2 separate regions of the Homo sapiens genome follow, and region 1 is linked to region 2. A link is a loop called in an ENCODE intact Hi-C map of the cell type or tissue named here. Cell type or tissue: gastrocnemius medialis. All regions are shown on one strand.

Region 1 (8,000 bases), 49 kb before region 2:
GAGTGGTCCTGAGAGATCAGAGAACTCACATCCAGGGAGGTGAAAACATGGATGGGCCAAGGGTGTCCAGGGAATGAGCACAGCTGGGCCAGGGAGACCCCGTTTGGCACAGTGCGCCACATGGGTCGAGTCACAAGATCAGGGACTCTTTTCATCTGTAAAGACTGCAGTCAAACCACCTCCACCTAATTTCCTGGCTCTACCAGCTTTTCTGAGTCACCAGATCACAAACTTCACTGCTACAAAGAATTGTCCTATTGTATCAAGTTCTCCTAAGAGGTTGACTACTTAAGAAGCATGTGGAATGTGGAATGTCAAAGCTGGAAGGGATTCAGAGGCCAGCAGCCTGACCATAATCCCACAGATGAGGAGACTGAGGTCTAGAGAGGTCACCAGACTTATCTGATACCCTGTAGACTGAACATGGAGCCAAATACGTAGGTAAGGTTTGTGATGCTCATGTCTCCCAAGGGAAAAGATGCATCCACACAGATCACAGTTGGAGTGAAACTCTTCCACTGGGAATTCTCTCTCCCAAATGCAGTATCTAAGGTGTCAGTTTCTCCCAGTAGGTACTAACCTTACCTGGCCATAATGAAGCCCACTCCTTGCCTTGGGGTCTCTGTCCTCAAAGCTGGAGCCGCTCCAGCCACTAAGTACCTTCCTGCCTCAGATGACCAACCCTTTTCCCTGCACCCCCCACAAAAAAACATGAAAGTATAAATACAGGTAATGGAAATGTGACAGGGGACCCACATATTCAAAGGGTGCCCGAGGCTTTTATAGGGTGGGTGGACAATGCCTTAGAGTCAGGAAGACCAAGAAGGGTGGGGGCCCAGGAACTTTGCTTTGCTGTGAATAAATCCACAAATGATCAGATCTAAACACACATATTCACACACACACGTGCAAGCACTATCTATCTGGCACTGATGACTGTCTGATCTTGTGCCTTAATCAGGCTACACTAGCTAAGCTCCCAGCCTTGCCCAGTAAGATTTTTTTTTTTTTTTGAGACGGCGTTTCACTCTCGTTGCCCAGGCTGGAGTGCAATGGCGCAATCTCGGCTCACTGCAACCTCTGCCTCCTGGGTTCAAGCAATTCTCCTGCCTCAGCCTCCCAAGTAGCTGGGATTACAGGCATGCGCCACTGCGCCCGGCTAATTTTGTATTTTTAGTAGAGACAGGGTTTCTCCATGTTGGTCAGGCTAGTCTCAAACTCCTGACCTCAGGTAATCCGCCCGCCGTGGCCTCCCAAAGTGTTGGGATTACAGGCATGAGCCACCGTGCCCGGCCAGGATTTTTAAATTTAAAAAATTTAAATGCCCAACCTCCCAGTTATCATCAAGATAATCATAAAAAACATTTAAATTCATTGATGATCAATCTATCTCCTCAAAACAATAAACCTGGGGTCTAGGCTGCCTACAAGTCTTCCCTTAATGCCACCAAGAGCAACTCACCATCCTCATTTCTTATTCTCTGTGGTTCTCAGTGTTGGTTACACATTAGAATCTCCAGGGGAGCTTTTCCAATTCCAAATGCCCAGATCGCATCTGGACCCATTAATTAAACCAGAATTTCTGGGGGTGGGATCCAGGCGGCAGTATTTTCAAATCTCCCCAAGTGGTTCCAATGTGCAGCCAAGGGTGAGACTCACAGCATAAGTTACAGACAAATAATGCTGATGACGCCATACAGTGAAGGTGGAGAATCACGAATGAGAAAGTCATGGGGAGTCCCCTGCACACAGTGACCCAAGGAAACAGAGGGGGCAAGACTGTGGTGTTCATTTCCTCCCCATCCAGCAACTCTTGGCTGAGCTGCTGAAAGAAATAAGGGGTGGACGGAAGTAGCAAGAACGTCCTAGCAAAGATGTGAGGACGATTGCATGCTTTTGCCCTGGCTAATTATTGCATCTTCTTGCTTGGGACTCAAGCACCTTCCTAGCCTTCATTCAACCACACGAACTGTGGGCTTGAAAGGGGGAAAGACAATGAGAGAAGGAAACAGGCAGCTCAGTGAGATGGAAATGCAAGCCCTTTGTATGGGGATGCTGGATGCAGTGGTTAATTTCTTAATTCTCATCACAATTCGGTTCACGGGAGACTCCTGGAATGTCTTTATCCATCACAGATGGTTTGGGAAAATGATAAATTAATATTGTTATCAATGGGGGCAGGGCCGAAATGGTTAAATAGCAACGTCGTCTTTGGTCGTCTTTGCCCGCTCTAAAGAGAAAGAGCCCCCAAAGTCCACAAAGAAGACAAATGGTAAACAAAACCTCCTGTCTTTTGACAGACTCCAAGACGAGTATCATTCACAGACCATTCAGCGGAGAAAAGGGAGAAATTTATCTCATCTGCCTTTGTATAGGACAACAGCTTGCACCATAACGAGGCCGTCCCAGTGCTGTGAAATCGCACTGAATAGCTGGAGAGTGCAGCCGCCTGTTCCCCGGGTATGTTTATTACAGTCCTTTGTACGCACCAACCCTGCCAGCTCTGGTTTGCTTCTAAACCAGGGGAGGGGAGAAAGAACCCAACAAATTTGTTGCTACGAAACTTCCCAAATGGGGCAACTACATAGTAATGTTTGGAATCTGATGCCCTTACTCCAGGCTGTTCTTGTCTGGGTCCACCCCTCCTCTACACTGGACAAGGTCCAGAGTCAGCCAATCACCAGCAGCATATGGGTGGCCTCGGCCCCCTGCCCAGGCCCTGTAAAGTCTGGGGTAAAGAGGCCCCAGAGGCCGTTCCCAAGCCAATTTGGGAGTCAAGAACCCCTGCCCTTTGTCCCTGTTCCCCTGTGAAATTCATCTGAAACAAAGCAAAGAAGTGCAGCTCTCACCTGAAGGCCTATGATAGGGCTTCCAGAAGTCATTCTCAAAAGATGGGGCCTAACTGGCCAAGCACGGTGGCTCATACCTGTAATCCCAGCACTTTGGGAGGCTGAGGTGGACAGATCACCTGAAGTCAGGAGTTCGAGACCAGCCTGGCCAACATGATGAAACCCCATATCTACTAAAAATACAAAAATTAGCTGGTTGTGGTGGCTTGCACCTATAATCCCAGCTACTCTGGAGGCTGAGGCAGGAGAATCGCTTGAACCTGGGAGGCAGAGGTTGCAGTGAGCCGAGATTGCACCACTGCACTCCAGCCTGGACAACAGAGTGAGACTCCATCTCAAAAAAAAAAAAAAAAAAAGCCAGAGCCTGGGGGCAGCACCACATCTACAAAATTTCAGAAGCCTCTGAGAGCAAACTGTCAAATATCAAACCTCGCAAGGAACCATTTCCTTGAACCATCTGGCCCTGGGAATACAAGGCAGGAGGTGCTGGTGGTGGTGGTGGTGGTGGTGGTGGTGGTGGTGGTGGTGGTGGTGGTGGTGGTGGTGGAAGGGGGTTGACCAGGAGACCCCTGTTTGAAGATCTCAAGGGTACACATCCCGCCAGCATCTGAACTTCTCCTAACGATGGTTCCTACCAAGATCTCAGGGTCTCTTTTTGGTGGGAAGTGTCCTATATCCCATAAGAGCATGATACCAGGAAAGGAAAGAGCTGAGGGGAAAGATCTGGACTTTCCAGAGATGTCTTTCTTCACCAATCAGATGGCTGGACTTCTTGGGTCAAATTTTTGCTCACCAATCAGAGAGTAGATATTTTCTTGCCAATCATGAAGCAGAGATCTCTGGGCAATGCTTTTTCTCACCAATCAGAAAGCAGAAACCTCAAAGCCCTGTCTTTCCTCACCAATCAGGTGGCAAATATTTTTAAGTGTAGTCTTCTGTCACCAATCAGGTGACAAGTTCCTTGAAGCACTGTCTTTCTTCACCAATCTGATGGCAGTTTCCTTGAAACACTGTCATTCCTCCCCAGTCAACAGGCACTAAGAGTCCCACCCTTTCCTGCCACATTTCTTCAGTAGAATTTGCCTGTGTCTTTCTGAGTAGAATCCATCCTTAGGTTTTCCCGTCCTGTGAGTTATTCTCCCAGGGTTCCCACCAAGGCCGGGGCAGCTGCTGTCCATGGCTGGGAAGGAAAACACAGCCACCTAGGCTGGCCACAATGTTGTAACTCGTAAAACAAGAACACATCCTCATTTATTTGCATCTGGCCCTCCTACAAACCAGTAAAGGAAGGTGGGCAATATCATGCCATTCAGCCAGAGTGGCAGACCCCTGGAGAATGGCCTGCGGGTTCCCGGGACCCTGTGGCTTCCTGACGTCTCTCACTCTGAGTGGTGAGAGGCTGCAAATGGCTCTTGTCCCTGTCCACAGCAACAGGGTGTAGGTGGAGGTGACCAGGGCCCTGCCCCTTCTTGCCTCTCTGGGAAACATACATTTCTAATTGGACAGCAGAAACTGGCATGACAGGAAGTGACCAGTGCCCTTTCTCACCCAGACCTTCTCACTCTCAGGCACAGGACTGCCCACCTGAGTGGCCGCTGTTGGGTAAAATTTCTTGGCTGAACTCCCAAGAAATCTATGTGCAAGCCAGCTGTTTACAAGACCCCTGGCCTCCATTTCTTCTGTAAAAGAGAGACAACAAACACTCTGGGCACAGGCAAAGGAGCTGGATACCTTCCAACTATGTTCTCTGGAAGCCCAAAGCCATCTCTCCCGGGGCTTGTCCTGGTCACACCTTTCTGGCATTGCAGATGTTTCTCGGGTCCCTTTGCCTGGGCCACCTTCCCATTCATTCTCTGCTCAGTCTTCTGGGGGATTCTCACCTGAAACCGTGATTTTTTAAAAAATGTGGAAACAGCCCAGCTACCTTTCTGTTCATGTTTCTCTTGGCAACCACCAGAGGCAGCCGTAAGTCCGCAGACACAGAAGGACACCTTGCTTGACCGAGGGAGCCATTCTACTTATGCCTGTGCATTTGGAATCAAAGGGATTTCTCCTGGAAGAGACAGATTGGGAACCTGTTTATTTTGAGAAAAGTGTTCCACATAAGCAGGGCTGGGTTGGATTCATGGGCCCCGTGCTCAGAAGGGCACCAGCTTGGTTGAAACTCTGCTGTCCTTGTTTCAAAATTCTTAATATCTCTGGAATAAGAAGCCCCCTACTTTGTTACTTTCTTTTTTTTTTCCCCCAAGATGTTCTTTCTTTTTTTTTTTTCGAGACAGTGTTTCGCTCTGTCACCCAGGCTGGAGTGCGGTGGCGCGATCTTGGCTCACTGCAACCTCCGCCTCCCAGGCTCAAGCTATTCTCCTGCCTCAGCCTCCCAAGTAGCTGGGATTACAGGCAACCGCCACCACACCCAGTTAATTTTGCTATTTTTAGTGGAGATGGGGTTTCACCATGTTAGGCAGGCTGGTCTTGAAGTCCTGACCTAGGGTGATCCGCCCGTCTTGGCCTCCCAAAGTGCTGGAAGCCCCCTATTTTCATTTTGCACTGGGCCCTGCAAATTATGCAGTCAGTCCTGCACACAAGTGCCCAACATCTGGTGGACTTCCTGTTAAGAAGATGATACTTTTGCTTCATCCACACGCTGAGCAGTGGCCACAGAAGGGTTTCTCTCCTGCAGGACGCCACCTGGGCCTGTCTGCCGTGGCTTGGGACCCTGGTGTGTTCGGGTCTACACAAGTCCAGGTCAGGACCCCACCCATGCCGAGGTGTTGCCCATGAGCCCTCAGAGGTAAATATCTTCTTGGGAAGCCATGTTCATGGCAGGCCCTGACCTTAGGCCACAAGTTTTGCAGCAGGAAAGCCCTGGTTCCTGGAATTCCCAAAAGATTTTGTGGGGTGGGGGGGGCCCCGCTTCTCACCCTCCAGCATCACTGAATTCTCTGGCATTTCATCAACTTCTCTGAATCATCTGACCATTGCTTCATTTTTGTTGGTACGAGAAAAACAAACAGCAGAAAGTTAAAACATTAGTGCTTGCTTCAGTGGACGAAAATAGTCTCCCGTCTCCTTTTAATTTTTTTTTTTGTCCTGAGAAGTAAAGCTATTTGCAGATGGATTAAATGTTCCTTCTGAGACCCTGCCCCTGAAACTGCCGACTCCGCTGTGACTGTACGTGTGTGTGTGTGTGTGTGTGTGTGTGTGTGTGTGTGTGTGTGTTTCGGGGGGGAGTGAGGGGCGGTGCGCACATATCCAAAGAAGTGAGTCTGCGTGCATTTGGTGAAAGAGAGTCCTTTGTCCCAACGGTAAGCCTGGCGAACATGACTCGCAGCCCTCTGGTATGCAGCACACCTGTGCAGAGGAGAAGCCCAGGAGGGGGAGGGGAGGGAGAGGTGTTGGCGGCCGCAGCCCTGCACCCTTGTAGGGGATCCCACCTTCTCCTTTCTTCTCCTTTGAGCCATGTCTCCATCACCCCTTTGTTTTGGCTTACACCTCCAAATACCAGGGAGGCGTGTGTGTGTGTGTGTGTGTGTGTGTGTGTGTGTGTGTCACAGAGAGAGAAAGAGAGAGAGATGACCTCAGACAACGCCAATTTGTACAGACTGGAAGAAAATAGAAAAGGAAGCGAGGAGGGAGCGGGAGGACTGATGTTCCCCGGGTCTCCCCAGCCCCCCGCCCCGCCACGTGTAGCCCACCTTTGCAGGCCTTCCGGTGGGTGATGGGCTTGCCCATGTCGCGGTAGTAGCCCTCCTTGCAGTAATGGCAGTGGCGGCCGGCGGTGTTGTGGCGACAGTTGAGGCAGACACCTCCGCTCTTGCGCCCCGAAAGCTTGTAGAGCTCCATGTTGAAGCGGCAGCGCCGGGCATGCAGGTTGCAGTTACAGGCTGCAGGGGGAGACAGAGAGAGGTGTCAGCCGCAGGGGCGCGGGGAGGACAGGCACCCAAGAGCGTCAAAAGAAACCCCACCCCTCAACTCCTCCCTTCTCCACTAGCAGAGCCAGGCAGGCAGACTTGTGCTCCAGGAGCTCCTCCTCGGCTCCTCCTGTTTGTACCCGTAAGCATTTATTGGGCACGTAACAATACATGGCTAAGGTTCTCCCAAAATTCTTATGTTGAAGCCGTGACCCCCAGTACCTCAGAATGTGACCATATTTGGAGACAGAGTCTTAAAACAAGGCCCTCAGAGTGGGCCCTATGCCAGTATGACTGTGTCGTTGTAGGAAGAGGAGATGAGGACACAGAGAGACGCAGGGACGCATGTGCACGGAGGAGAGATCCCGTGAGGACGTTGCCAGAGGGCGGCCATCTGCAAGCCACGCAGAAGGGCCTCCAGAGCAACCAACCCTGCCAACACCTTGATCTTGGACTTCCAGGCTGCAGAACTGTGAGAAGTAAACGTCTAGCGTTTCAGCCCCCAGCCCGTGGCACTTTGTTGTAGCAGCTGAGCAAACTACTGAGGCCCCTGCTGCCAGCCTGGCCTCCCCTTCTCCCCCTCCCCCTCGTCCACCGAGGACTCTGGGGCCTGCACACCATCGTTCTTCCCACCTCAACCTGTCCAGCTTCCGGAGGCTGCCCAGCCCTGCTCTGGGGAGAGGACCCCCACATTGTCAGCTATGGCTCTGCTCCACCTGTTCCCTCCCCATGAGCATTGCTCAGGACTCAGCTCCCTTTCCCTGCCCACCTCCACACCCTCCCCATCTGTCTCCTTCACCACTCATCATCTCTGTGCTCCCAACTCCCAAATCAGTATTTCCAGCTTCAGGTCTGGGGTCTCCACTTGAACCCAGAGTCACCTGCCCGACATCATTCACTCCTTACCATCCTGCCCTCAGGTTCCCTGTGGCTTGAGCTGAGTCCCACAGGCTCCCCTCAGCATGATCAGCAGAAGCACAATTTCTTTTTGTTTGTTTGTTGTTTTTGAGACGGGAGTCTTTCTCTGTCGCCCAGGCTGGAGTGCAGTGGCCTGATCTCGGCTCACTGCAACCTCCGCCTCCCGGGTTCAAGCGATTCTCTTGCCTCACCCTCCTAAGTAGCTGGGATTACAGGTGCACACCACCACGCCAGGCTAATTTTTGTCTTTTTAGTAGAGATGGGGTTTCACCATGTTGGTCAGGCTGGTCTTGAACTCCTGACCTTGTGACCTTCCCACCTC
Region 2 (8,000 bases):
TGGGTACTCTCCCTAATAGTAAGTTGCACAGCATTTCCCATGGGCAAGGCACTCCTTCCAGGCACTTTTTTTTTTTTTTTTTTGAGACGGAGTCTCGCTCTGTCACCCAGGCTGGAGTGCAGTGGCATGATCTCGGCTCACTGCAAGCTCTGCCTCCCGGGTTCATGCCATTCTCCTGCCTTAGCCTCCTGAGTAACTGGGACTACAGGCGCCCGCCACCATGCCCAGCTAATTTTTTTAAAAATATTTTTAATAGAGATGGGGTTTCACCATGTTAGCTAGGATGGTCTCGAACTCCTGACCTCGTGATCCACCCGCCTCGGTCTCCCAAAGTGCTGGGATTACAGGTGTGAGCCACCACGCCCGGCCAGATAAGCACTTCTAAGAACTAACTTGTCAATTAAAACTGGGCAAAACATCTGTATAGTTACATCTCAAAAGAACGTATACAAATAGCCAGGAAGCCTGTGAAAAGATGCTCAACATCATTAGCCATCAGGGAAATGCAAACCAAAACCACAATGAGCACCACATCACACTCAGTAGGACGGCTAAAATAAAAAAAGGCCAGGCCAGGCACAGCGGCTCATGCCTTTAATCCCAATACTTTAGGAGACCAGAGCAGAAAGATTGCTTGAGGCCAGGAGTTCGAGACCAGCCTGGGCAATATAGTGAGACTGTCTCTACAAAAAAATTTAAAACCTAGCCAGGTGTGGTGTAGCATGCTTATAGTCTGAACTACTTGAGAGGCTGAAGCAGGAGGATCATTTACGCCCAGGAGTTTGAGGCTGCAGTGAGCCATGACTGCACCACTGCACTCCAGTCTGGGTGACAGAGACCTTGTTTCTAATAAATAAATAAATAAATAAATAAATAAATAAGCCAGGCACGGTGGCTCACGCCTGTAATCCCAGCACTTTGGGAGGCCGAGGCAGGTGGATCACCTGAGGTCAGGAGTTCAAGACCAGCCTGGCCAACATGGTGAAACTCTGTCTCTACTTAAAATACAAAAATTAGCTGGGAGTGGTGGTGTGTGCCTGTAATCCCAGCTACTCAGGAGGCTGAGGCAGGAGAATTGCTTGAACCCGGGAGGCAGAGGTTGCAGTGAGCCGAGATCGCACCATTGCACTCCAGCCTGAGGAACAAGAGTGAGGCTTTGTCTGAAAAATAAATAAATAAATAAATAAATAATACATTTTTAAAAAGACAAATAATAACAAGTGTTGGCAAGGATGTGGAGAAACCAGAACCCGCATACATTGCTGGTGGGAACATAAGATGGTTACAGCCACTTTGAAAAACAGTCCAGCAGTTCCTCAGAAAGTTAAACAAAGTTATGTAGGACCTGGCTATTCCACTTCTAGGCATATACCCAAGAGAAATGAAAACACATGTCCACACACAAATACTCATAGCAAGTATTATTCTCAATGGCAAAGAAATGGAAACAACTAAAATGTCCCTTATCCAGTGAATGAATACACAAAATGCAATATATCTCTACAATGGAATATTACTCAGCAATGAAAAGGAATAAAGTACTGATACATGCTACAACCTTGAGACTGGATAGACCTAGAGAGTATTATGTCACGGGAAAGAAGCCACACATAAAAGGTCACATATTATATGATTTCATTTCTATGAAATGCCTAAAATAGGCAAATCCAGGCAGACCGAAAGTAGAGCGGTGGTTGTTCAGCACTGGAAAGGGGGTGGGTGGGAGGAAATGGGGACTGAGTGCTGATGGGTATGGGTTTTATTTTGGGGTCCTAAAATCTATTATGGTGATGGTTGTACAACTCTGAATATACTGAAAACCACTGAACCGGTTTTTGTTTCTGTTTTTGTTTTTTAGACAGAGTTTTGCCCTTGTTGTCCAGGCTGGAGTGCAATGGCGCCATCTCAGCTCACTGCAAACTCCTGGGTTCAAGTGATTCTCCTGCCTCAGCCTCCCGGATAGCTGGGACTACAGGTGCGCACCACCACGCCCGGTTAATTTTTTGTATTTTTAGTAGAGACAGGGTTTTACCATGGCCAGGCTGGTCTTGAACTCCTGACCTCAGTTGATCCACCCACCTCGGCCTCACAGAGTGCTGGGATTACAGGCGTGAGCCACCGCGCCCGGCCTGAACTGTATATTTTAAATGGGGGAATTATGAGGCATGTGGATTATATCTCAATAAAGCTGTTAAAAACACACACACTTAATCCTCACATTGCTTGGAGGTAGACACTGACATTATACCCCTTTTACAGGTGACGAAACTGAGGCACAGAGGGAGTCAGTAGCATGCCCAAGGTCACACATACCTGGAAAATGGGAGAGCCTGGATTTGAGGCCACGTGGCATGGCCCCATGAGCTACGCTCTTGAGCGTTTCTAGAAATTGCTTGCAGCCCTGAGATAGGGCACCTGTCCCTTTTCACTTCCAACATGAGGGGGACAAAAAGGTGGCAGATGGTACCTCTCAGCCCTTTCCAACAGGCAGAGACTCTTTTTCCTACTGTGGAATCTGTCCTCCACCCACCAGTTGGGTGGTGGAGGCAGGGGATGACACGCCGTGCACATGGAAGCTTGTTTTTTTTTTTTTTTTGGTTTTTTTGTTTGTTTGTTTGTTTTTTGAGATGGAGTCTTGCCCTGTCTCCCAGGCTGGAGTGCAATGGCACAATCTCACCTCACTGCAACCTCCGCCTCCCGAGTTCAAGTGATTCTCCTGCCTCAGCCTCCCAAGTAGCTGGGACTACAGGTGTGCACCACCACACCTGGCTAATTTTCGTATTTTTAGTAGAGACGGGGTTTCACCATATTGACCAGGCTGGTCTCGAACTCCTGACCTTGTGATCCACCCTCCTCGGCCTCCCAAACTACTGCGTGAGCCACCGCACCCGGCCCACATGAAAGCTTCTTGAGGTAATGCTTTACTTGGTCCAGGTGCAGACCCAGGGCCAGTGACACTGTGAACCACCTGTCCTCATGCTTCTGAGGAGCGCAAGCCCAACTACTGGTGTCATCAGCCATTCTGCAAGTTTCCGCCCCAGGCCGGGCCCTTCCCTGGGAAGCAGAGTGTCCTCTGCCATCCTCCCTCCAGTCTGTGGCCCCTGCCACCAGGCAGCTCCTTCCCCTGGCTGCCAATGCCAATCTGCTTTATGTCCTCTCTGCCTCCCTGCCCTGTCTCTCGGCTTTCTCTCTATTCACGCGCTGTTTCCTTAGACGCTGCATTTTTTCCTATAACATCATGTCTGATCCAGACTTTCCTAAAAGCACCCTTTCACGCCTCACAGCTTCCCCGGGTGTCGCTCCCAGAGGCTCCTCTCCCCGCCCAGTGGGGCCATCCCAGCCCTCTCCCACCCCCCTCATTCAGGGAGCCACAATGCACATTTTCATATCAAAAGCCACCCCTTGTACCTCGGCCACAAATCCTTCCTGAAAGCAGACAAGATATCCGACATCAACTGTTAATAGGATGTGCCCCATGCTTACAAATATTTCAATCCCATACTCGTCCTTTCATAGAGTGGAATATGCCTCCACCTTTCTCCTTCCTGTCTACCTTCTAAATAATACCTTTCTCATCACCTTTTCTGGAGAAGAGAAGAGGTATTTTCCCACAAGTTCTGTGAAAGGACAGTCAGTCCCCAAGCAACACAAACGCGCTCTGTACTGAGAGGCAATTGGAAGCTGACCTTCTGGGGCCTTCCTAGGTGACAATGAGAACGTGATGGATGGCAGTGTTTTCTGGGCCTGGTTTTCAAGCCGAGGCAGGCACCGTCTTCCGCAGCCCCACTATCTACAGAAAGCCCTGGGATTTTAAGCTTTGTCAGTGAAATAAGGGGAAATCAGAGAGATGTGGGGAGAGAAAGAGGGCAGGGAGAGGAGGGGGCCTCAGAAGGGTGCCCTCCACCATCGCAGCTGCCCCTCCCCGGGTCACAAAAACAAACAGCGAGTAGAGACTCTAGAAATCACCCAGCTCGACTTCTGGAGCAAAAGATGGGGAGGCTAAGGCCCAGGGATGAGAAAGACGTGGTGAAGGCCACACAGCAAGCTGGTGGGTGGGTGGGTGGGTGGCTCAAAACTCTGTGGCTGCTTCCTGACCCTCCCGGGGGCTCTGCCTACCCCACCATGCCGCCTGCCCATGCCAAGAGGCACCTGTTCTGCCACCCCCGTGGAATGTTCTGCAGAGCCACTCGCCTCTGTGGACAAGGGTCTAGCTGGCCCACAGCCGCTCCTCCAGGAACAGCAGAGCCCTGGCTAGGACCAAGAGGCAATGTGTTCGGTTAACCAAGCAAGATGACGACACCCACAGGCGGCTTTCTGGGGCTCTAAGAAGCTGCCACAATCTGCCCCCGGAGAAACAAATGCAGAGAGGTTGAAAGAAAGGGCCACCCAGCCTGCCCCTGGGGCCTCCGCCCCTTCGGCTCATGTTTGTTTTGTTTATGGGAGGAAAATTCTCCGACTGTTCATAGAGGGAGAAACACGAAATCCCTTCCTCCACGGCCTCGGAGACGGCGAGTACACGGCTGCTGCCGCCTCGCCAGCCCTCCTCCACCGCGCACGGCCGGCCAAGACCAGCAAGCCCCATCCAAGGCTGCCCCGGCGCCTCCAGAGACTCCGCCACGGCCCATCCGTTCGTTTGTCTCTGGGGGCTGCGGCCCCGGGAAATGTCAGAGCCGTTTGTCCCCGCCCCGGGGGGGAAGGATGAGTCAGGGCACAGACCTCGGCTCTTGCCTGCCCTCTGCTTTCCTTCTGAGGCCTCTGAGTGTGTTTGTGAAGCTGGTTTTTAAATTAACTCCAGTGCACACAGTGGGAGGGTTTAGAGCATTTATCAAATCCCTCTCCAGATTTCAGCCGGGATCTGTCCAGCTCCAGGAACGTCACGTGGATGAGGACACTGGTCCAGCCAGGAGCCCGGCTTTCTCTTCCCGACAATGAGCTCTGAGAAGGAAAGCCTTTAACTGGTGAGCAGGAGACCCCCGGGAGACCCTGGGGAACACATGCAAGGCTGACGCCAGCATTGTGGGTCTTTGGTGAACACCTCAAAACCACCTCCATTGCCTATTTGCTCACCCCAAAGAGTTGAACATCCTTGAACTCAAAAGTCTCTCTCAAAGGCTTGAACTTACTGAATCGGTATTAAGGTGCTGTCTGGCCCACCCAAATGAATGAGCTCAAGTTCATTAGTTTTTCATTCACCCACTTACACAGTCCTTTCTCTCAAGGAGCTGAGGCAGAAGGAGAGGGGAGCTGTCACAGAACTGACGAACAGGAGTTTGCACAGAGCAGAATTTTCTACTGCACCCCCGGCCTGGCGCCCCAGCATCCTGCCCCATCTTCCAAGCCTACCACTCATCCACCCAAGAAAAATGCAGGTAGCATCTTCTCTCACAGAAGCCTCCCACCATGTCAGGTTCTAGAAATACAGACTGCCCTTGGGTGGTTCACAATCCAAAGACAGACATGAACAGACAGATGGGAACAGCAGTTTCATAAACTCTGCAGGTCAGTAGAAACCAGGAGCTATGAGAGAAAAGAGGAAGAAGTGCTGCCCAACAGTTTATACTGGTAACATCTTTCATCCCACTTTTATTTATTTATTTATGGTTATTATTTTTTTGAGACACAGTCTCGCTCTGTTGCCTAGGCTGGAGTGCAGCGGCACAATCTCGGCTCGCTGCAACCTCCTCTTCCCGGGTTCAAGCGATTCTCCGTGCCTTAGCCTCCCAAGTAGCTGGGATTACAGGCACCCGCCACCACACCCAGCTAATGTTTGTATTTTTAGTAGAGACAGGGTTTCACTATGTTGGCCAGGCTGGTCTCGAACTCCTGACCTCAGGAGATCTGCCTGCCTCGGCCTCCCAAAGTGTGGGATTACAGGTGTGAGCCACAGTGCCCGGCCTCCATGTTTATCTTTTTTTTTTTTAACTCAAGTAAAACATCAATATATTTTTTTGCAAAAAATTCAAACACTACAGAAATAGATGCATTTTGTAATTAAAAGTAACTTTTATATACCTTATACACCCTAAATATGTTAATAGAATCATGCAAAGCTTTTTCTAAGTAAGCATATGCACATTTTTTAAAAGTATCAGACCCGTCATACTTACACTTGAATCTTCCTTTTTTTTCCCTTACTCCTTTTAAGTCAATAAATAATACACAATATCTGAATAGCTGAATCATATATATATATATATATATTTTTTTTTTTTTTCTTTTTTTTTGGCACCCAGGCTAGAGTGCAGTGGCGTGATCTCAGCTCACTGCAACCTCCGCCTCCCAGGTTCAAGCAATTCTCCTGCCTCAGCCTCCCGAGTAGCTGGGATTACAGGCACACACCACCATGCCCGGCTAATTTTTGTATTTTCAGTAGAGATGGGTTTCACTATGTTGGCCAGGCTGGTCTCAAACTCCTGACCTCAAGTGATCCGCCCACCTCGGCCTCCCAAAATGCTGGGATTACAGGCGTGAGCCACCGCGCCTGGCCTGAATCATATATATTTAATTTTATGTCTACATTAGAGTTTATTTAGCTCATCTCCCATCGTTGGACATCTTTTTTTGCTGTTATAAACAACATTGCAGTGAACATCCTTGAACAAAATCTGCCTCTTACTCTGTACCATATGGATTTTGATTCTGCAGTTGGCTTTTTCCTATACTCTCTCCCTATATGACATCTCTATTTCCATCTCATTCTGCTGCCTTCTAGTCTCGGACTGTCCTCTCCTGAGCAAAGTCTGCTTGGATTGCACAAAGAAAGTGTCTTCCTGCAATAAGAGGGTGCCAATCTCCTGACATGTTCTCCCGGAGCTTGCTGTATAATCATTTTCAGAAGCGGGCTCCTTCAGATACAGTTGATGCTCATTAGCTGTGGTATTCACATTCTATCAAGCTGCCATGAATAGTCAGCAAATAATGAACCATTGCTCCCAGGGAAAATACAGGGTTAAGTTCCTGTGAGCCTTTAGTCACAACATTTTCGCAAACTGGTCAGTATGTACCCTTTTTTTATATGTATTTCTGCTTTAAAAATACCGTATACAGGCCCAGTGCGGTGGCTCATGCCTGTAATCCCAGCATTTTGGGAGGCTGAGGTGGGTGGATCACGAGGTCAGGAGTTCAAGACCAGCCTGGCCAAGATAGTGAAACCCCATCTCTATTAAAAATACAAAAATTAGCCAGGCGTGGTGGCGGGCACCTGTAATCCCAGCTACTCGGGAGGCTGAGGCAGGAGAATCACTTGAACCTGAGAGGCAGAGGTTGCAGTGAACCAAGATTGTGCCACTACACTCCAGCCTGGGCGACAGAGTGAGACTCTGTCTCAAAAAAATAAAAATAAAAAAAATTCTGTATACAAAACGTATCATTGATTCACCAGCACTGAACTTACAGCCAAAAGCAATACAACTTCTTACCTGAACGAATCGTATCTAACACATTTTCTCCATAAAGCAAATCACAGTCTTCTTGAGCTTGGGGATGCTAGACAGCACTTTAGTACTGTGGAAGGGGGTGGGGTGCATTTTTTTTTTTTTTTTTTTGAGACGGAGTCTCGCTGTCACCCAGGCTGGAGTGCAGTGGCGCGATCTCGGCTCACTGCAGGCTCCACCCCGCAGCGTTCACACCATTCTCCTGCCTCAGCCTCCCGAGTAGCTGGGACTACAGGCGCCTGCCACCACGCCCGGCTAATTTTTTGTATTTTTAGTAAAGACGGGGTTTCACCATGTTAGCCAGGATGGTCTCGATCTCCTGACCTCGTGATCCGCCTGCCTCGGCCTCCCAAAGTGCTGGGATTACAGGCATGAGGGGTGGGGTGCATTTTAAACAGCAAAATCACCAAAAAAGAAGCATCAAAATGTGAAAATCGTGGCACCGAGCAGACAACGAAAAGACACTTGTTTACAGTATGAGAGCTGAAATAATCTCGCTGGGAACATGCACACCAGGTAACTCAAATTTTTCACCTCTCTGTGCCCATCATGAATGACCATGAAAGG

Evidence for each region. A loop is a pair of places that touch in the nucleus more often than their neighbours do. Peaks named below come from ENCODE experiments on the same cell type or tissue, not always from the same donor. Only the 100,000 strongest peaks of a DNase experiment are listed, where the experiment ranks them.
Region 1: it touches region 2 in a loop (2.7-fold over the local background); 8 of 110 quality-filtered maps call a loop at or near these places.

The regions. Positions count from the first base shown.
Region 1 is chr17:9,161,546-9,169,545 of GRCh38, reverse strand. It overlaps NTN1 (netrin 1), which reads right to left. Exons shown (of 7, transcript NM_004822.3): 3 at 6,545-6,733. Among named protein-coding and RNA genes, the nearest start is that of NTN1, 140 kb to the right of the region's middle. In gastrocnemius medialis, no CTCF peak of the experiment used is centred here; no DNase peak of the experiment used is centred here; H3K27ac peaks cover 2,028 bases.
Region 2 is chr17:9,112,368-9,120,367 of GRCh38, reverse strand. The region is part of intron 2 of NTN1 (netrin 1); the gene reads right to left. Among named protein-coding and RNA genes, the nearest start is that of NTN1, 95 kb to the right of the region's middle. In gastrocnemius medialis, a CTCF peak has its summit at 4,718; DNase peaks (open chromatin) are centred at 4,349 and 4,767; H3K4me3 peaks cover 1,001 bases; H3K27ac peaks cover 514 bases; H3K27me3 peaks cover 481 bases.